Linked DNA regions of Homo sapiens: region 2 is linked to region 1. Evidence: chromatin loops called from intact Hi-C (ENCODE). Cell type or tissue: HCT116. All regions are shown on one strand. Links, peaks and the distances in the headings refer to the core of each region. The heading gives the core; the rest is flanking DNA.

Region 1 (11,333 bases), core at 372-8,371:
ATGGCTTGCCTGGACATGAGCAAGAAACAGAGACTGAAATTAAGCATGGTAAGCAGGGGTCAAGTCAGGGTCCCAAAGACTTTATTTTGTGCTTGTAGCCCTTTTAAATTTATTCACAATAAGAAGTAGCATTTTTAGGGTTGTTGTATCATAGAAGAGTGTAAATTATACTCTTGAGTAGCTACCTTTTTGCATATATTAATATATATAGAAATATACTTTAGCCCATGCTCACAAATCTTTATTCCAGCTGTCCTCATCCAATCTATTTCAGTAAACTTCCTTTGTACTTGGCTCCCCAAGAGGTCTATGTTGTCTTTCTAATAGTCTGTTTCTTAAAATTCTGGGCTGTGCCACCAGTGACCTCACTGAAAGCTATTTCTTTTGATTCTCTCCCTCTGCTCTGTGACCAGTTGCTGCCCCTGTGTTAAGTAATCTTTTTTTTTTTAGTATGTTGCCTTTGGCAAACTACACATCTTTATACAATTTTCTAATTATTTTTTCTTTTGATCTGGACATCTGGATAGTTCTTTGATGTATTGTTCAGTAGGACCCAGACTTATTTGTCTTTCCCTAGAGAAGCTGAAGAACCATTTTTTATTTATTCATTGCAAAAATTCTTAGTGATAAAGCTGTAGTGCACACAAAAATTCATACCTTCCTAGGCATCTCTGCAACTAACTTCTTGATATATTTGATGTGGTTAATTACCCCCTTGGTCTTGATTTGTCTTTTTCTTCCTTGGTCTTGAACCTCTTCTTATATCTCAGCCCTCTTCTATTTTTTTTTTCTTGTCACTGTTTCTTTTATTCATTTTCTAAATTTGGAGGTACTAAATCCATGGTCTTGGTCTATATTTCTGCACTTATTCAGAGAAGACATCTCTTCTTTTTTGAGTTTGTGGGCTGATGGTTCTCAACTGTAGTGGTTTGAATATGTTCCTTGCAAAAGGTATGTCTGAGCTCTAACCCTTCCAAAACCTGTGATTCTGACCTTATTTAGAAATAGAATTTTTGCAGATGTACTTAAGGATCTAGAAATGAACTCATATTGGATTTGAGGTGGGCTCAAATCCAGTGGCAGGTATCCTTATAAGAAGAGGAGACACACAGGCAGAGAGACACAGAGAAGGTCGTGTGAAGACAGGCAGAAATTGGCATTATGCTGCCACAGCGAACCATTACCAGGAGTCAGTGGAAGCTGGAAGAGGCAAGGGAGGGTTCTCCCTAATGCCTTCAAAGGGAGCATGACTCCGCCAACACCTTGATTTCAGATTTCTGTATTTCAGAACTGTGGAAGAATACATTTGTGTTGTTTTTAGCCACCCAGTCACAGTAATTTGTTAGGGCAGCCCTAGGAAACTGTACATCAACTTCGTAATTCCAGTCTCGGTATTCTTCCAGTTGCAATTTGAATTCACAGTTGCTATTGACTCATGACTACCTGGAAGACGTATTTAAGATCCGAATCATTGTTTTTCACCAGACTGAAAAGCTCAAGTTCATCTTTGTTTTTTTTTCTTTTTACATCTAATTAGAGACAAATCCTTCATTCAGTCTCCCTTCATGATGTCTTTTATTCCCTCTGCTGACATCTTTTGTAGAGAAATCCAGGACAGAGTATAAAGAGAAAACCAGTACTTAATGTGTCTTTGAAATTCTCAACGTGGCAAGCTGCTGCATTTGTATTTCTTAATTATCACTTCTCAGTTCAGAAATTTTGCATAGCTTGTTGTCATTTTTCTGGGCATCCAAGATCCTCTACAGAATGATTACAATTTTACTTTTAAACTTTTTAATGCCTCCTCATTGATAGGATAGGATACTTCTATCTCTAACCAGAAGATTTGACTTATTGTTGCTGATGCAAAAATCCTGTGTTCTGTATCTTTTCAGAATGGAATGGCCCCACTTCCATCTTCTTCATTTCTACTTACCCATCCAAAGGATGTCCATTCTTTTATCAGATTCATGGAGAGTTTTCTGAAGATGCCAGCGCAGAATAATCTTTACCTTCTCTGAATTTGTTCCTCTTGTCCCTTTTTATTTTCTCTTAATTTGCATTATGTATAGGTTTTATATGTTATTCTAAAGATAAAAAGAGGAATACAGTAAAAATTCTCCTTCCCTATCCCCCACCAAGTTCTCCTGCCCAGAGGCAACCACTGTTAACAGTTTCTTGTGTGTCTTTCCAGAGATAATGTATGCATATTAAAACCAATATTCATGCTAAATATTTTTTTTCCTCAGGTGGCCATATACTACATGCATGTTATACTTTACTTCTTGGTATGGAATTATTTATTCTGGATATTCTTAGCAGTTCATAAAGGGCTTCCCTTTTCGAAGGATTGAATAATATTAAATTGATGGGTATAACATGACTTACTTACCTCATCCTCTAAAGATAAACTTTAGGGTTGTATTATGGCTTAATGCTTGCAGCATTGTTAAATTTTACCTTTTTCTTTTCCCCACCCAGAAGGCAGGAATTGTGTTCTCCAGCAAAATTCTGTAACATGGTAGGTGTTCAAGAGAATTGATAAGTAAACATTAATCACTGCTTTCATAGCCAGGTATAGTATATACAATGAGAATGTGTCACACTTATATCGTAAAATTTTAGTATGTCATTCATATATCTGGTAAATTTTCAGAAGTACGTGGTTAACTTAAAGATTGCTTACATTTACTTTTATGGTAATTGGACCATGTAATTTTTAGCAATATATTTCTTAAGCTTTTATAGAAAAGCCAGAATTTAGATAAGGTTATATTGAAAACTTAAGGTCCAACTAAACTATACTGTACATTGCATAATGCATATAAATATAATTGATCCTTGAATTAAAATTGTTTATAGCCCAGGCTTGATGGCTCATGCCTATAATCCCAGCACTTTGGGAGGCCGAGGTAGGAGGATCACTTAAAAGCCGGGAGTTCAAGACCAACCTGGGCCACAAAGTAAGACCCCTGCCTCTACAAAAAATAATAAAATAAAATAAATCAGCCAGGCATGTTGGTGTGTGCCTGCAGTCCCAGCTACTCAGGAGGCTGAGGTGGGAGGATCACTTGAGCACAGGAATTCAAAGCTGCAATGAGCTGTGATCTCACCACTGCACTCCGGCCTGGGTGACAGGGTGAGACTGTGTCTTTAAAAAATAATAATGAATTTTAAAATAGTAAAAATGTGGTTTATATAGCCAGATGCAAATATTCAGGAAATTCAGCAAAACATATGAACGTACAAGTGAATCATACTTATTTCACTGCTTGCTTGTTTTAAATTTAAAATCAAAGATGGTCATTATCACTATAAACGTTTGTATCTATTTTAACAATTTAGTTTTCAATTTGAAAATGTAAAATATCACTATTTTTAGTGATTGAAAATGATAGCATGTTGAGGAAAACATAACTTGGAAGAAAAATATGTATGACCAAATTGGTTCTAAGTATGTGAATTTTAGACACTTTTATTTAATTTTTATTGTTCAGGATACAAAATAAACCACAAGGGTGCGCTGTTTGACAGAAGTACAGTATTCTAATTTTTCCATTTTTTTTCTCCAAAGCACATTTTAATAAAGCAGAAAGAAAATATTGGAAATAGTTACATTGCATGAGAAGTAGAAAATGCTTATTCATGCGGGTAAATAAAGCTAGAGAGATAAATGTCAGTAACACATGACAAAGGGATTTATAATTAGCAATTTTATTCATTTTGAGTTTTTAATGCATTTTCTTGTTCTTTTAAGAGCCACAGAAACTATGTTTGCCTTAGTCAAGGTTTACTGATGTCAGTAAATCTGTAGCTTAGGAAAAATTTTGTCAACCACATTTATTTTATATTTTTTGGCTGTCTATATTTAATAATTTGCCTCATTCTTCTAAGATATTTCTCAATATTAGCAAATTAAAGTATATGGATGGTGTTTTTTTAGAGCTTATACTGAAAATGCTCACATAAAAGGCTGTTGATTTGCTGAGCTAATTTTGACAAACTAACTGTGCAGTTTCCAAAGACTATTCAAAGTTAGCCGAGATAGCAAAGATCCAAGTTAGCAAATGATTTAACCCAAGCTTTCTTAGAATATTTCTGCATCTAAAATTATTTTTTCCATCTAAAGAATACATTTTGAAGAACACATATTTTACTATTATTGCTGCAGTATCCTTTCAAATCCCTAAATTTCTATGTACCCTCTTTCACATTATTTCAAGTCTCATGTCATTTTTCCTATGAAGGTGAATATATCATCTTCTATGAAAATGTTCATTTGAAAAGAAAACTTTCCCATTAGAAATTTTCTGGCAGTATTTCTTGGTAGTTTTTGAGCATTTTTTAAATATGATTTTTCCTGATGATTTGAAATGCCATTTGTGCAACAAGACATATAATAGATCATGCTTTATTTATATGAACCATATAACATATATTCTTATATAAAATGTACACAGTTATTTACGATAAGATTGTCATTTGTGAAATGGGAAGTCAGAAATTCGATTACATTGACTTAAATTGAAAGTGACTTAGAATTCTCAGATAAATCTAAGTTCAGAAATCTAGTTTCTGCACCGTATCTGCTGACCAAGAGTTTATGAAGAGCACATTTAATAAAATCAATGGCCAAAGGATGTTCTGGTCTTATTGACAAATTAGCCTCATAAGCTGATTTTACATTTGAATAAGTGGAAGAAGAGTCAGGGAAAAGTATTTGGTAATCTTGACCCATAGAATTCACAGAACCTTTTGGAGAATTTTTCATTTGGCACATTTGGTGTGACTGCTGCTTGGAATGATGGATATACAACAGCAATCAATTTTTCTCCTGGCTACGGGGATGGCACATCATTTTCTCTGGGATATTACATTGTGGCTGGAAACACTGTAAGAAATGATCTTCACTGGGCATTTTATTTTATCTCATTTTGCATCCTGCTTCAGACAAACACTCAACTATTGAGAAACGGAAACTCTTTGCCATCTAGTATTATGCAAGTGAAATTTAATACCTAGAGTGTTAGTTTTAAAATAACTGACTTAATTTTTTAAATGTTTTACATTATTCATCTTTTATGCAATTTTATATTCTAATATATATCATGGTTTATAAGCAGATAAGATGATGTATTGTCATATACTTATGAAATGTACAGGTACATATTTTGCTATTTTACTTAATTTTAATCCTAGTTATTTTACATAGAGTATGTAAGGTTGTACCCTCTGTTGTAATAGAGTATGTATTTGCAATGTTTAAGAAACATCCCCCTTTTTAGATTTTTACACAGGTTGTTATATTTTATTTTCCCCTCCATTTTCCTCTTATATTTATTATATAGAAAGTGGACCACCATGCATAATTCTACAATTGCCTAGGAACAGTGGTTACCATGGCATTTGCAGTTTGCTGTACAGAATACAGCTGTCTATACTTCCAAAAATATGACTGGTTTCATTCAGTAGAGAAATGTACCAACACAGTATAATATTTAATCTGCTCCCCTTTTTAAGGCTTTCCTAGATATAATACATACTTTGCCACTGTAGTTTTCATCAGATTTTCAAAGGGTCATAATCACAATAACAAAAGCAATGGTGAATGCTTATATAATGCTTACTAATGTTTCAGACAAGGCTCTAAGAACATTACTTATTTAATCCTTATGACAACCCTCTGGGCCATTACATTTTAGGTTTCTGACAGTTTTAGCCTAAAAGAACTATGAATTATGAGGAATTAATAAGTTGTTAAACTTTAAGGAAAAATATATTATTCAAAGAGCAGTAGGTCATTTGTGGAATTAATATGGATTTCTCATTCTTGTCTATTAGTATGTAAAAAGTCGTACCTCTCTAAAATAACATGCTGAGTTAATAAAATAGTATTGAAAATAATTACTGTTAGGAGGCTTACTTTACCAGTATGAAGTTTACTTAGCCTCTCTATCTCTGTGATGTTTGTGACCTCATGGGAAGATTTGCATTTCTCTGGTAACCAGCATGTGTTAACAGAGGCCAGGGCAGATAGAAGCAGGCCTCTTTTCTGGAGCCACAGTGATAACCTTAAGGTGTCCCTGGGATAAGCCTGCTCCCAGCCTTAATTGCCTTTCTGGATGAACTGAGTTGGCCCCAGTTTGTTTGATTGACTGTAGCTTCACTCTGGTATAGGTCCTAAACTCGGTTAACTTCTAGATTATTCACATTCTCCTACCCTGTGGCTAAAAACACCTCTATCCTCATCACTGTGATCACAGGGAATCATGGTTACCACCATTCCCTGTCTTTTAAACTTGATCCTGAGCTCTGCTTTCTGGTGGTTCATCCTGGTTTTTTTTTTTTTTTTTTTCATCCAAGATGTACCATTGAGCTAGACCCTCATCATTGGGCTTTTACTAAATGCTGTATGCAGAGGATTATCATGAGTAAGACTTAGTTTATATACTTTATCAGAGTATCATAGGGTTGATGAAAGCACGGATTGCCTCAGGAAGACAAATGGAAAAAACTTACAGGGGAATAACATGGGATTTTTTAATGTGTGTGTGTGTGTGTGTGTGTGTGTTTCTTTCTATTGTGCCTAGACAAGGGCTGGAAAGAAGAAGTCCTGACCTGGCCTGAGAGAGAGACTCCTGAATTCTACTAATAGGTCTATTATCTTCTTCTTTGCCGTTGTCATTTTTTTTCCTTCACCTTTGCTGAACTTCTCTATGACTTAGTTTTCTCCTCTGTAGAATAAGATTGTGTAATTAAATTTCCCAAAGTCTCTTCCAACTCTAGTATTACAAAATTATGCTATTTTGCTATTTTTTAAAATTGGCCTCTAACAGATGAACGTGCTTGTTTTGGTTTGATCAACGTTAACGAGATGACGGTGTCTAATCCTGGCATTACTCCTCTGAGGATTTCAGAAACTTAAAGTACAATAACAAAATAAAACATTGACTGACATCTTTCTTCCCAAACTCCTGACTGTAACACAAAAGTTAACACAATTGCATAGGTATTGCATTACTAAAAAGAGGTAAAAGACTTGATATTTGATGACGACATGCTTAGGTTAATGAGTTTGTTAACCATGGTAACCATGTTACCATTGACTAATAATGAGTTTTAAAGTAGATGACTTTAAGAGAAATCTAGTGGCAAGCTTGGCCACTCAGAATCCCCTGAATGGGTTTAATTTTATTAACCAAAAAGGTACAAGTTACTGTTGGTGGTGGTATTTAGATCACATATAAGTGAACCTAGCTGTAACCTCATTGCTTCCTCTCATAATATTTATTTCAGCAGATTGGTAGGAGCAGCATTAAAATTGTCCACATAGTGATAGCTGGCCTAGTGTAGATGTAAGAGCTCCAGGCCCTGGTACTGCTGACCTATTTCTTCTCTCGTTATTATAGTTGTCTGGGATCTGACATGCCACCTCTATTCCTTATACCCCTTCACTCTGATGTTATATGACTTTTCTTAATCTACAAAACCTAGGCAGGCTAAGATTTTCTATGCCATCAGTGAAGAATCTTAAAACAGGTTTATATAGAGAATAAGAAAATAGAATGCATAAGCCCTAGATTTTCAGGAGTGTGGAGGAAGTGCCATCCAAAGAGGAAAAGGATGTAGCACAGGGAGATACAGGACATCAGAAATAAACTTCCCCCACCCCACCAAAAGATAACATTTTATTTTTACAAATCACAATAATATAACAAAGAAACTGGCAAGTATGCTTTCATACAATACAAGCCAAAATTTGCATGCACGTGTGTGTGTGTATCTATGTGCATCATGTATATACAGGTGTAAAAAGATACACATATAACAGTGGACACCAAAACTTCTATGAGGCGACTTTTATTTGGGATTTAGTGATTTTTTTCCTCATCATTATATACATTATTTGTGTCTTGTGAGATTGAGCTAATTTTATCACATCAACCATAAAACTGATTTAATTGTGATAAAAACTCACAGCTTATTTTGCAAATTCAATACAAGACCTCATTCTTCTAAATTACATTTATTATAGTGTAATAATAATATATATAATAATGACACTTTAAAATTGACTTGCTTGTCTAAGTTGTAAAAATTTTTTAACATTCTTCCATCAAGAGTTAAGAGTTAAAACTTGACCCTCAGATATATGAAAAGTTCAGTTATTGGGACACAATAGCAAATACCATAAATTAATGTCAATTTATAAGATATTTTATACTATTTAATAGTGTTTATTGTGAATGTCCAGGTTGGAGAAGAATAATGTGAGTCTGTCCCTTGAAAAACAAAACATGAGTTTTAAGACAATTTCAAGGGATTGTTTACATTCTCTCCACTAACCCCACCCTTTTCCACCTGTGAAAATCATAAACAGAACCAACAGATTCTATTAGAAACATTTAACATTATTGAAGTTGAGCCTCTATGTTTCTATCCCCTGAGTGTTTTTATTTTCCATATGTATTCTTTCATTTAACTCTTTAATCCAGGATACGTCAATTTCAATGACCCACTTTTTATAATTCAACTATGATTAATAAGTGATCTAATAACTAGTACAGAGCAAGTATTCAGTAAATCTCTTGAATGCCGTTTGATTCTATTTTCTTCAGCTAAATTTAGTTGGATTTTGAATCAGGAAATTCTGATCTGGGTGTGAATTCTGGGGGATTAACAATCTGGCATGGTTTTCAACCTGACCTTGCCACTTTCATTAGTAGATTCTGTTTCTCCTTGTGGTATTTTCCTTTTTACAGACCATAAAATTCAGTGATGTGCATTCCTGTTAGAAGTGCAGTTTTCATTAATGGCAAGCAGACTTATCAGTGACTCTAACTAAAGTAAATAATTGAACATCTCTAATGATTAACCAAAGCAGTTTCCCCTAGTAAGTAGAAACCTCTGTGTTTTCTCATTTTGTAAAGCCTTTAGACTTAATAAATTTTAATCTCTACCACTTTTTAAAATGTAGTCATAATTTGAACAAAGTAAATGTTTGTTGGTAGTAAAAGCTGAAGACAGTTATAAATGGTTCTTTAATTTTTCACATTAAATTTGCTTATGAGACATTTCAAATGTATGTACTATAATACATATCCATGAATTCATCACTGATTCAACAAAGTAGTGTTAAATATTTAACTTTTATTAAAGTCCTTTAAAGTATGTTGAAGAGACCTGAGTTGACTCAAAGGTGGAGATTTTTAGACCCACAATGAATGTTTATACAGTAGACTAAGCATTGGTTCCTGAACATTGGGCACTGTTGAGTTTTAAGGTTAATTATTACTGAGACTGATTCCAATAGGACTCTTACCAACACAGTCACCAGAGAGTACAATCTTAAATACCTCCTTTTACCTATGCTTTTTACTCCAACATCTGTATAACTATAATTCTTATTTTATTTGCAGAACACTTTCATGTACTTTAAAACAGACAAATTGCATGTAATAATATCAGCTGATGGTTATGAAGCATGTATTGTATGCTAGGCACTGTGCTATGTATTTTACATATAATATTTCATTTAAGTATCCCAGCCCCTTTTGACATAGGTGCTAGTACTTTTCCTTTTCATGAATGAGGAGGCCGAAGGTCACAGAGACAATAAATGGCATGTTTCCTGGTTCAACCGCTTGTATTGACTCCAAAACCCATTTCTTTGGGAATCATTGTAGTGGGTCGCCTTCTACCTTGCAAACTCTCTGTAAGCCTCTCTCCAACTAGACAAATTCAGATTCAGAAATAGTGGGTAGTTTAGCTCTGATGAATGCAAGAGCAGAACTATTGGGAGACTCTTTGGAGCATACTCCTAAAGTGCACAGAAGAAAATACAGCTTAAGAATGCTGCTGCTGGCCGGGCACAGTGGCTCACGCGTATAATCTCAGCACTTTGGGAGGCCGAGGCAGGTGGATCACAAGGTCAGGAGTTCAAGATCAGCCTGGCCAAGATGGTGAAACCCCATCTCTACTAAAAATACAAAAAATTAGCCAGGCATGGTGGTGGCTGCCTGTAATCCCAGCTACTCGGGAGGCTGAGTCAGAGAACTGCTTGAACCCGGGAGGCGGAGGTTGCAGTGAGCTGAGATCGCACCACTGTACTCCAGCCTGGGCAACAGAGCGAAACTCCGTCTCCAAAAAAAAAAAAAAAGAATGCTGCTGCTTAGGGATCAGTGGTCTTCCCAGCCTTTTAATTTAATTTAATTTAATTTTTCAGCATTCTAAATTCATGATGTGTATTACTTAAATATTACTTAAATGCTGTGGCAGTTTAGTAAGGCTGCTTTTAGCATTAGTCATTCCTGGGTTTGGAGCCTCTCCAGTCTTGCATGTTAGATATGTATATTCTCTGTAAATCCCAGTGTATACATGTGCTTTCCTGGCTACAGTCTATTTAGAAATATCGAAGTCTCCTAACTTAAATGTCCCTTCTTTTCCTGCAGACTTTACCGCGCCTCCCCAAGAGAAGGTTTTTTAGTAGATGTAGAACATCTCTTTCTCAAGTCCCAGTTGTTCTTCCATTTTGTGTTAAGAGTGATGTTTTAGTTAACACACAATTTGATTTTTATTTGATTTTTATTATCTTAACTTCCCTTGGCAATTTCTTAAATAATTGAAATTATTTTCCAAGAGTCTTCATAAAACCTCTTGCCTCTGTGTCTTATGACAACAAAAAATATATATATTAAGCTATTTCCTTGAATGTTAATATGAATATTACTCATATTTCAAAAGAAAATTTACATTTCTGTCCTTCATTAATCTGTTGGTTATTATCTAAACTCACTATTCTTATTTCTTCAAAACTCTTGCCTTTGCACGACTTATACCAGTTGTTAAATTTACATTTTGTCCTCAACTTTAATAAGTTTTAACCATTATTAACAGCGTAAGTTCCAGTTATGACAGACCACATAATTGTACGTCGTATCAATTAGTGACAATCATGTTCACTTTCCTCTAATGTCTTTTTATTTTTATTTATTTATTTATTTATTTTGAGATGGAGTTTCACTCTTGTTGCCTAGGCTGGAGTGCAGTGGCGCAATCTTGGCTTACTGCACCTCCACTTCCCGGGTTCAAGCGATTCTTCTGCCTCAGCCTCCCAAGTAGCTGGGATTACAGGCACACACCACCATACCCGGCTAATTTCTGTATTTTTAGTAGAGACGGGGTTTCACCATGTTAGTCAGGCTGGTCTCAAATTCCTGTCCTCAGATATTCTACCTATCTTGGCTTCCCAAAGTGCTGGGATTACAGGCGTGAGCCACGGCACCCAGCCAATGTCTTTTTTCTTAGCCTCTTTAATTCAAATTTCAGCTTTA
Region 2 (11,333 bases), core at 2,062-10,061, 1.6 Mb after region 1:
CGTAAACTATCCAAAACAAACAAACAAACAAACAAACAAGCAAAAAAAGAATCTGATCATTGTGAGCCTGGGCTTGGAATTTGTAATGTGTCATGAGACTTAAACAACATTTTTAAATGTTAGGAAATAAGGGTACCCCAGGAACATATTATTCAGTCAGTGCACTGAGGCAACATCCATTAAAAGTGGAAAAATCAAACAGTCTGGTTGCTGCCAAGTAAAAGAAGTTTAGAAATTTAGCTCTAATGGCTCCGAATGGTGGGAGGATCCCAAGATAAGCTACCCAAGACAGCATCTCTGTGTCTCTGTTACAACCAAAAGAATCTCATCAATAAAATCAGGTACCTACTACAGTTATGCAGAAAAATGTCATGTTTTATCGTCAGAGATATATTTTCCCCCTCAAATCAAACTTTTTCTATGCTTGGTGTACAGAAAAAAATAAAGATTATCAGTAGCTCAAAGTATCCTGCCCTTCCCAGGATGTACCCACAAAGAAAATTGGAGATAAAAACACTCCCACTAGGCAGAATCTGGAGCAGCCACATTTGCAGACCCAGGAATTCACTTTCAGGACAGTGACTGAATAAATGGATATGAATAAATGGATGCACCTGAAAATTTGTTGGTCTTTTTATATGCCTTTAAATTCTGTGTTCTAGTATATAAGATATATTCTGGTCTCATTACTGATGTGGGTTTCTTTCCCAGAGTTTCTGTCTTTATTCTCTTTCTGTAAATAATCATGTTTATTACAATCATCTGTACTGGAATGATTGAATTTTAATTAAGAGTTTGATAGTAAGGCCTTTTAGTATATCCAGTCCAAAAAAAAATTGGAAAAGGAATGGATATAACCGGAAGATTGTATACTCTGAGAAATGTTGCTCCTTCATTTCTCAAATCTTTGCGTTGTATCTTTGATATGAATACATTTGAAGCTGTCTGTAGAGTTAGAGTTGTAATCTGTTTTAGACACATATTTGAAATACTATAAGTGTGTGTAGATGAGTATGAATGCCAGGCAAAAAAAGAGTATAAAATATACTAGAAATTCCAAAAACATACCCCATCAATCGCCTTTGGTGTGGGAACTGGGAGTTGGTAATCAGAGTTGCCTCTCCAGGACTGAGTGTGAGGAAGGTTCTTTGCAAAGGTGATGTGGACAAAGGGACAATAAGATTGTCAGGTAATCTGGCTCAGGTTAGTTCTAATGTCAGTTCTAATCCAATAAGATGAATCAATGAGGTTCTGTTTTTCAAGAAATGTAACAGGTTGTCATTTAATCAATTAATCCTAAGATCTGAACTGTTCATTTTCTGAGCCCTTTATTTTAGCTAACTTTTGTGGTTAAAAAATTTTTTTATTACCAAATAAACACTTTTGAAAAAAACAGGACTGGAAAATGTGTCACTGAGTACTATTATCAGAAGCTCCTTATTTGCTTCCTGTTAAGGTCATGGTGCTCTGAAAACTCTTTTTGTTGTTGTCATTCAAATTAACTAACCCTCTTTTTTTTCTTAAACCTTTGGTAATGGTATTTGTTATGCTATGTTACATCTTATATTTTTACAGATACAGGAAGTACAAAGACCACACATTCTGGAAAATATTTAATAGAAGTCAAGTTAAATAATTGTGTTCTTTTTAGTAAAGGCAGTTAATGAAATGAATAACCAATGACCACCTATTATTTATTCCTTACATACATCAACTTACATATTAGAAAAGGATCTTTTTCAAAGCACATGAAATATTTTTTAATAAGTAAGATATAAAGATGACTGCCTTTGAAACACTGCTAAAATATGTCAAAATAGTTAAAGAATTTATCAGATAAAAATAGACCATTGAATAGAACAGTAGTGAATAAAGACTAAAATTTAGTTGTGGAGTAAGGAACTGAGAGAGAAAAATATACAGTTATGTGCTGCATAATGACATTTTGGTCAATGATGAACTGCATATATGATGATTGTCCCATAAAATTATAATGGAGCTGAAAAAAATCCTATTACCTACCAAAACTATAGCCTTAGTAAAGTTGTAGTACAATGCATTACTCAATTGTTTGTGTTGATACTGAGGTAAACAAACCTACTGAGCTGACAGTCATTTAAGAGTATAGCAATACAATTATGTACAGTAGATAACACTGATAATAATAATAAACTTTGTTACTGGTTTATGCACTTACTATACTATACTTTTTATTGTTATTTTAGTGTGCACTCCTTCTATTTATATAACAATGGTTAATGGTAGAATAGCCTCATGCAGGTTCTTCAGGAAGTATTCTAGAAGAAGGCATTGTTATCATAAGAGATGAGAGCTCCATGCCTGTTATTTCCCCTGAGGACCTTCCAATGGGACAAGGTATGGGGGTGAAAGACAGTGACATTGATAATTCTACTCCTGTGTAGGCTAATATGTATGTTTTTGCCTTCAACTTTAAGAAGAAAAGTTTTAAAAAGTAAAAAATTTAAAGATTAAAAATTTTTAAATTAGAAAATATTGTTTTGTACAGCTAAACAATGGGTTTGTGTTTTAACCTAAGCATTCCTATAAGGGTTGAAATGTTTTTTAAAAAGATAAAAAATTTACAGACCAAAAAAGTTACAGTAAACTAAGTTTAACTTACTAAAGAAATAATTTTTAAAATAAATTTAGTGTAGCCTAATATAAATGTAGTGTTTATAAAGTCTATAGTAGTGTATACTAATATCCTGTTTCTTCACATTCACTCACCATGACTCACTGACTCATCCAGAGCAACTTCCAGTTCTTTCAGCTCCATTCATAATAAGTACCTTATATAGATATACCACTTTTTATCTTTTATGCAATATTTTCACTGTACTTTTTCTATGTTTAGTTACACAAATGCTGTTGTGTTAAATGGCCTAATCATTATAGTAACCTGCTTTACAGATTTGTAGCCTAGGTATAATAGGCTATATCACACAGCCTAGGTATGTGGTAGACTATAACATCTAGGTTTATATAAGAATACTTTTATGGTATTTGCATGATGATAAAATTGTATGCACTTCCAAGAATGTATTCACATCATTAAGCAATGCATGTTTGCAGTTGCTTCAGACATTTCTTCTGTTTCTTTCTCTTTTTCTTCTTTTTTTGGTATTCCCACTTTGTGCATGTTACGCCTTTTGTTGCCCCACAGTTTGGATATTTCTGTTCCGATTTTTTCATTCTTTTCTCTCTCTCTCTCTCTTTTTTTTTTTTTTTTTTTTCAGTTTTCGGAGTTCTGTTGATATATCCTCAAACCCAGAGATTCTTTTCTCAGTCATGGCCGGTCTACTAATGAACCCATCAAAAGCATTCTTCTTTCTGTTACAATGTTTTTGACCTCTTGCATTTCTTTTTATTCTTTCTTAGAGTTTTCATTCCTGTTTATATTACTCAACTGTTCTTGCAGGTTGTCTACTTATTCCATGAGATCCTTTAGCATATTAGTCACAGTTGTTTTATAACTATGGTCTGATAATTCCAACCTCTCTGCCATAGCTAGGTCTGATTCTGACGGTTGCTCTGCCTTGCTTCAAACTGTGGTTTTTGCCTTTGAGTATGCCTTGTAATTTTTTGTCAAAAGGTAGACAGGATGTATTGGGTAAAAGTAACCCTGGTGAACAGACCTTTAGTGATGTACTGGTAAGGTGTGCAGGGAGGGGAAGCATTTTTTGAGTCTGTCTTTTGGCAAGCCTGTGCCCCTTGGCCACGCATTTCACAAGCGCTCTTAGCTTGTTTTGGTAGCACAGGATTGCTACAGGGGGGCTGGAGTTGGATATTTCTCTTTCACCATGTTAGTTAGCCACAATGTTTGGGCTCTGATAAAATAGTTTCTCCTGAGGCCAGGCCTTATTAAGGAGAACTGAATGCTCTGAGGTGTTTCGAAGTGGTTGTTTTCCCCTTCTCCTTCTAGAAGCCCGAGAGGGTTTTGCTCTGATCTTCACAGTGAGACCTGGTAGAGTTAAAACTCATAAAAGTATGACCTCCCCCACTGTACTAGTCTGTTCTCACATAGCTATAAAGAACTACCTGAGACTGGGTAATTTATGAAGAAAAGAGGTTTAATTGGCTCACTTTTCCACAGGCTATACAGGAAGCATGGCTGCAGAGGCCTCAGGAAACACAATTATGGCAGAAGGCAAAGGAGAAGCAGGCTTGTCTTCACAGGGCCAGAGCAGAAGGAAGATGAGAGATGGGGGGAGGTGAGACACACTTTTAAACTATGAGATCTCATAATAGATAACTCACTCACTATCACAAGAATAGCACCAAATGGGAAATTAGCCCCCATGATCCAATCACTTCCCACCAGGCCCCACCTACAACTTTGGAGATTACCATTTGACATGAGATTTGGGCGGGGACACAGACCCAAACCATATCACCCACCTTCCCATGACCGGGTCCTTCTGGAGCACTTATCTCTCAGGCTCTCTACTTCAGGCTTCCAAAGCAACTTACCAATTACAGTTCAGGTTTTCCTACCCCAGTACTTGTTCTAGGGGAGGATTCTGCTTATGGCCATTAAGTTGTGATTTTCTCTTTGTACTTATCTTGCTAATTTTGGAGGGTAGTAGTTTGTTCTGTAATCAAACTTCTCTGATGGATCTAAAATGAGTTGTTGATTTCTTTAGTCTGTTCAGCTTTTTATATGTTAGGATGCAGTAATGACTTGTAAGCTCCTTATGCACCAGAACAGAACCTGGAAATTCTAAATCTATAAGCTTTATTTTTTTTTCTTACATCTGACTTTGTAATAGAATTTAACTAGTCTCTTGAAATTAGTTGGATATTCCATCATCCTTTTTTGCATCTTCTGTTTGCTGGAACAAGTTTATAAAGAGTGATAAGTAGTAAGTATGCGTTCCTTAAATGTTTGGTAAAAAGTACCTGCAAAATAGTCAGGGTCTGGGGTCTTACGCAATTTTTAAATATTGTTCCAGGTTATATTTCCATATAACTTAATTAAATTATTTGAGATTTTTTTGTTTTTTGTGTGCTCAGCCATCATAAATCATTTTTAGTACCATACAGACACACACACACAGACACACTCACACAAAACCTCTGGGGCTTTGCACTTGTTTTTTCTCTTTTTGGAGTACTCTTCTTTTCATATATTTTGCCAGCTAACTCTTACTATTCATTAATTTTCTTTGATACTTTGCCTGCAATCAATAGCTTCTACCAGATGGTAGTGGTCATATATTATAGAGAACCATGCCTTGCAGAAAGCCTTGACCTCAGTCAGATCAGATTTGTATGCTATATAGAATCCTTCTCTTTTCTCAAGGCTCTTATCACACAATATTGTCATTCCCTGTAGACTCATCAGTATGTTCCACTAGTTCATAATCTCCTTGAAGGCAAGAGTTGTATCACCTCTTGATTCCTAATAGATTGACATATTAAGTCCTTAAAGTATTTGTAAAATAAAACATTCTGTACAACTAACTAGGTTACGGTGTTAAAGGGCAAGTGGTTGTTTTCTCCATACCTTTGCTTGATATTGACATTTGTGAAATTTTAATTGTTCAGTGTACACTTTAAGCAGATAACCACTACCATCTGGTGGCAATTACATGAATTACAGTCAATAACCTCAGAGTATATTTCAAGCAGGTAGTTCTCACTTCGGGGAATGGGAAACCAGACCAGCGGAGAGGTGGGTGACAAATGTGTTTCTCAAGTACTTAAAAGGTCAAAGTTAGCTCACTATTTTCAAAACATTATGGGCATATTCAGTGATAACTCCATAATCACATATTTTATTTGCAAGCACATGGTTCAAATATTCTTTAAAGATATTTTATTAAATAGACATTTATTTTGTTGTATTTTTCAACTGTATTGACTTTTTATCATTATGAAATCTCTTTTTTAATCTCTAGTTATTCTCCTTAAGTTTTACTTTAATATTAATAGAGCTACACTACTTTCTTTCAATTATTTTTTACATGGTATATCTTTTTCTATCAATCATTTTACTTTGAACTGATCTGTATCCTTATATTTGTAGTTTGTGACTATCCCTCTACCTGCTTCACTGGCTCCGTCTTATGTGTCAGGCAGTCTTCTAGAAGTGGTCATACTTATCTTCTCTAAGGCCATTCAAGACTGTTACTTTGCAATGCCAATGGGCCTCCAGTAGATACCTCTTGTCTTCATCAATGGGTGACATCATGCTCTCCTAGTTTAATACTAAGCTGTGACACTCAAGGATGTATATACCTTGGGCAAATGGGATGCTCTTTTTGTTCTGCATGTGGACTCTTGCTTATCCTCCCTGCTTGTGGCCGTGTGGGAAAGGTAACAGCATGGTCAGCATTGAGAGACATCAAATTCTAGGAATGCAGTGACTATAATCTACTGTATCATGAGGACTATGTAGGTGGAAGATGTGTAGTTTATGCTATAAAATTCCAATAGGACACTTAACATGACTAGAAAATAATTGTTCATATTTTCCTGAATACTCTGGGAAATTGTCAGTAATGCTTAGCTATAATTTTTAGAGAGCCACTGAATACTAGCATTCATTTGCAGCATAATGAATGATGTACCATCATAAGTAGTAATGTGACCAGCATTAAGTCAATGGTATTAAGATTTTGCAGAGGCAAGATACTGTTTTAATACAAACAGATTCTAAAAAGCCACAACATTGTGGTTAATAACAATAATGTCCTCTATTTTCTGAAGGTGGAAAATATGAAATTAGCCTGTATGGTCATTTGACAACTCACACAAAATAATTCATGAACCTGAATAGAAGGAGATGGTGTTTGGATACCATAAAAAATAATTGTATGCACTAACTGGAAAATAAATAAATTGATAAGTGCCTAATTTCTGTCCACTATTAAAAACCATCTTTATGATAAGTCTCTATGCCTAATATAAACCCATGAGTATTATAAGGCATTTTAAAATCATGTTGCAGATATAGAAAGGACCCTGTATCAAATATTTGCCTGATGTCCTGCTGACCGTAGAGGTGGCCCTGTTTCTAGGCATCTCTAATTAGATAGCAGGGAATTGTTTAGAAGAAGGATTATAGAGGGGAAATATACCTAATTAATCAAGATATAATTAAATGGAATACATTGGAAATTGTCCTGAGAGTGAGAGCTGTGATGTATACACACACTGATGATCCATAAATTAAAGGGAAGTACAAATTAGAACTTTAGCAAAGGGATAGCTTGAACACAGACCTCTGGTTTCCAGATCTTTTGAGTTTTCTTTCTAGGGTGATGCAATATAACATTCCAGAAAAGGCAAAACTATGAGGATGAAAAATGATCCATAAATTATAGTGCCAATCTACCATATCCAAAAAAATACTCTGGATTAAAAGAAAACTGAAACAGAACAGAGATTTCAAAGTAGATGGTGACCAAAAGAAGATACAAATTTTATAAGCCTTCAATTAGTCTATCTACCTGACTACCTATCCATCTAAAATAACTAAACTTTTGAAATAAACTTTAAGAATTTTTTAGATATTCGAGTCAATATTAAAAAAATATATATTGATAGAAGCCTGAAATAAAAATTTTACATTGTCTCAACAAAACACAACATGGTTGGTTAATGTGAGTGTTGAAATTGATATAATTCATATTAGATAGTATTAAAATGATAAAAAGGAATCAGATCTCTTTTTTGTTAATGTGGAGGAAACAGAGGATATGTTTTAAAATAAGAAAAGCACCCTGTTTTATGGCTGAAACCATGGAGGGTGTCAAAGAGAAGGAGGAGGTTCCTGCTGTGCCAGAAACCCTTAAGAAAAAGCAATGGGATTTCGTAGAGCTGAAGATCAAGCACCTGAGAAAGAATTTTGCCCAAAAGATGCTTCAAAAGGCAAGGAGGAAGCTTATTTGTGAAAAAAGAGAAGCACTATTACAAGGAATATAGACAGATGTACAGCACAGAAATTCGATAGGTAGGATGGCAAGAAAAGGTGGCAACTTCTCGGCCGGGCACAGTGGCTCACACCTGTAATCCCAGCACTTTGGGAGGCCGAGGCGGGCGGATCACGAGGTCAGGAGATCGAGACCATCCTGGCAAACACGGTGAAAGCCCGTCTCTACTAAAAATACAAAAAATTAGCCGGGCGTGGTGGCAGGCGCCTCTAGTCCCAAATACTCGGGAGGCTGAGGCAGGAGAATGGCGTGAACCTGGGAGGCGGAGCTTGCAGTGAGCCGAGATCGCGCCACTGCACTCCAGCCTGGGCAACAGAGCGAGACTCCGTCTAAAAAAAAAAAAAAAAAAAAAGGTGGCAACTTCTATGTACCTGCATGCAGAACCCAAAACGATGTTTGTCATCAGGATCGGAGGTATCAGTGATGTGAGCCCAAAGATCCGAAAGGTGTTGCAGCTTCTTCACCTTCATCAAATCTTCAGTGGAACCTTTATGAAGCTCAACAAGGCTTCGTTTAACATTCTGAGGATTGTAGGACCATATATTACATGGGGGTACCCAAATCTGAAGTCAGTAAATGAACTTATCTACAAGGATGGTTATTGCAAAATCAATAAGAAGCAAATTGCTTTGACAGGTAACACTGATTGCTCGATCTCTTGGCATCATCTTCATGGAGGATCTGATTCATGAGATCTATACTGTTGGAAAATGCTTTAAGAAGCAGACAACTTCCTGTGGCCCTTCAAATTATCCTCTCCATGAGGTGGAATGAAAAAAAAAAAAAAGACAGCTTATTTAGTAGAAAGTGATGATCCTGGCAACAGGGAGGAACAGATCAACAGGCTTATCAGAAGAATGAACTAAGGTGTCTACCACGATTATTTTTCTAATCTGGTGAGTTAATAAAACAGTACCTGCTCTCAGATTGAAAAAAAAAAAAGCAAGTGAGAAAAAAATGATCCATTTTTGTTAAAACAAACAAACAAACCAAAATTCTGTATATGTATATACACTTATACGATTTTGTGTGGGCATAGGCTAAGAGAAAATACAAAGGCTACTAACATTGGTTTAATTATGTTTGTATGGAAAGAGGAAAGTAATTAGGGAGAGCTAATAAATTGGTTATATTTCTTTGCATTATTTCTCTCATTACAGTGGTTGTGTAATATTGAATTAACATTTCAATGAGAAAAGTGTTAATTAACAAATGGGTATTTATTACTGTAGAACAGCATTCTAAATCATTTGTTGGCATCTGCAAGGTACTGTGTTAGAGTGGAGACTTGCAGGCATACATGAAATCTGTCCTCAAGAAGCTGCCAATTATTTTTCTACTTCTGTTAAGTCAGACTAGGTTGACATAGATAGGCCAATCGTCTAGACATATTTAGGTTTAGGAAAGTTTTAAACATCAAGGACTAAAGGAAAACACACTGAGGTGAGCCCAACATTTATTGCATTTTTTCCTCTTGAGGCATTTGCCAATTAACATGTAGTATCTGGTAGACTGGAAAGGTGGTAAGCAAATGGCAGCTTAACGCCTGAGAAATTGGGCAGAGCTTCTGGCCATTTTATGAGGGTGATGGGACAAAATAATTGTTCAAAGTGAACAAGGAGGAGGATTTTGGGCAAATACCTCAGGCTCTCAGTTAAAAACCTTGGGCCGAGCACGGTGGCTCATGCCTGTAATCCCAACACTTTGGGAGGCCGAGGCGGGCAGATCATCAGGTCAGGAGACTAAGACCATCTTGGCTAATACATGATGAAACCCCGTCTCTACTAAAAATACAAAAAAATTAGCCAGGCTTGGTGGCAGGCACTTGTAGTCCCAGCTACTTGGGAGGCTGAGGCAGGAGAATGGCATAAACCCGGGAGGTGGAGTTTGCAGTGAGCCGAGATTGTGCCACTGCACTCTAGCCTGGGTGACAGAGTGAGACTCCATCTCAAAAAAAAAAAGAAAAAAAGAAAAAGAAAACCTTGAAACCTTGAAGAATTACAACTTAGGAATATGAGTGAAAGATGTAAGTCATCCGTCACAACTCACAAAATCTGCATACTGCTAGGGTTAACTGTTAATTAATTCATCCCTAACCTAGCCTGCCAGAAGCAAAATTACACCCTCTTTGGAAGAATATAATATCATCCATAGCAAGAGAACATTTTTCATATACAATGTTTGGCATTAAATAAAAATTACTATAGATAATGGAAAAGAAAATACATTTTTGAACATCAAGGAAAAATTTCTAGAATATAGAAACGGAGAATATTATTATAATCAAGTTGTCATGAAATTGTAGAACAATATATAACATATCAGAAGAAAACTAGAAACTATTAAAAAGTAAATATAAATACTAGTTATAAAAAATACAATAACAGAAATTAAGAAATCAAAACAGAAATTTAATAAGAAGAAGACACAGTTGAGGATCAGATTTCTTTAAGTCACAGAATAGATTCAGTTTTGGTAAATAATCCTGATGCTGGGGACATAATGGAAGCCTCAGAAATCTCAAAAGCCAAAGCCAGAAATATATTTGGTTGGTCAAAGTGTGCATTTCAGGCATGGGAACAGCATGAGCAAACCATAGAGACAATAAAGTACAGGAAATGTGAACTAGTACTGTTCATCTTAATTATAGGTGGTACATAGGGGATTCAAGAAAGATGAGAGTGGAAAAATAGGTAGTGGTTAGCTTAAGAAAAGTCAATACACTATTATGTGAAAAGCAGTATATATTAATAGTAACTCTTCATTTTGTCAGTTGAGGACACAAATCTCATGGCAGAATTTAAAATGGAAATATAAGAAACTCACTTCTCACTAACTTATACAATATTTTATCAGCTGTTTACATGTACATGAATAGTGAGCTTGCATTTTCTTATGAAACTCTCAGTTAAAAGGAGTTTCTTACATCACTATTTTATTTATGAATTTGTTATTCTAGATATAGAAGCCACAATGTGACAAAGCCCAACTTTCTGAAAAATAGATGTAAACACAGAAAAATTAAAAACACCTCTAAAGTTCTGGCATCTTTCAAAGTGAAGCTGTGTGGAGCAATGGCCAGAGTTCTAAGTCCCATCATCTGTAATGCCTTGGCCCATCTTGCCATCTCAAGTTTTCCAGGTTAAAAAAAAAGTACTATTGGGAATAAAAAGGAAAGGAATACATGTGAGATATGGATGTAAAAGCCATTAGGGATGTTACTCCACAAGACTTTATTAGATGTGGAAGTTGTGGTAGAGAGTAGATTTAAAAATAATTCTGAGATTTTTCAGCCAATAATGAGCACAATTGGTTAATAACCAGAACAATTAGTATTTATAAAGATATACAATATCTTGGGAGATCTTTAAAGGG

What was found. A loop is a pair of places that touch in the nucleus more often than their neighbours do. Peaks named below come from ENCODE experiments on the same cell type or tissue, not always from the same donor. Only the 100,000 strongest peaks of a DNase experiment are listed, where the experiment ranks them.
Region 2: a loop joins it to region 1, with 4 times the contacts of the local background. A loop is called at or near these places in 12 of 110 quality-filtered maps.

What each region holds. Positions count from the first base shown.
Region 1 is chr2:164,709,393-164,720,725 of GRCh38, reverse strand. The region is part of intron 7 of COBLL1 (cordon-bleu WH2 repeat protein like 1); the gene reads left to right. Among named protein-coding and RNA genes, the nearest start is that of SNORA70F, 27 kb to the right of the region's middle. RefSeq lists a cis regulatory region at 8,864-8,877 and an enhancer at 8,798-8,942. In HCT116, for the core only: a CTCF peak has its summit at 3,517; a DNase peak (open chromatin) is centred at 3,535.
Region 2 is chr2:163,149,742-163,161,074 of GRCh38, reverse strand. It overlaps the pseudogene RPL7P61. Among named protein-coding and RNA genes, the nearest start is that of KCNH7, 320 kb to the right of the region's middle. In HCT116, for the core only: a CTCF peak has its summit at 5,590 (motif pointing left); a DNase peak (open chromatin) is centred at 5,564.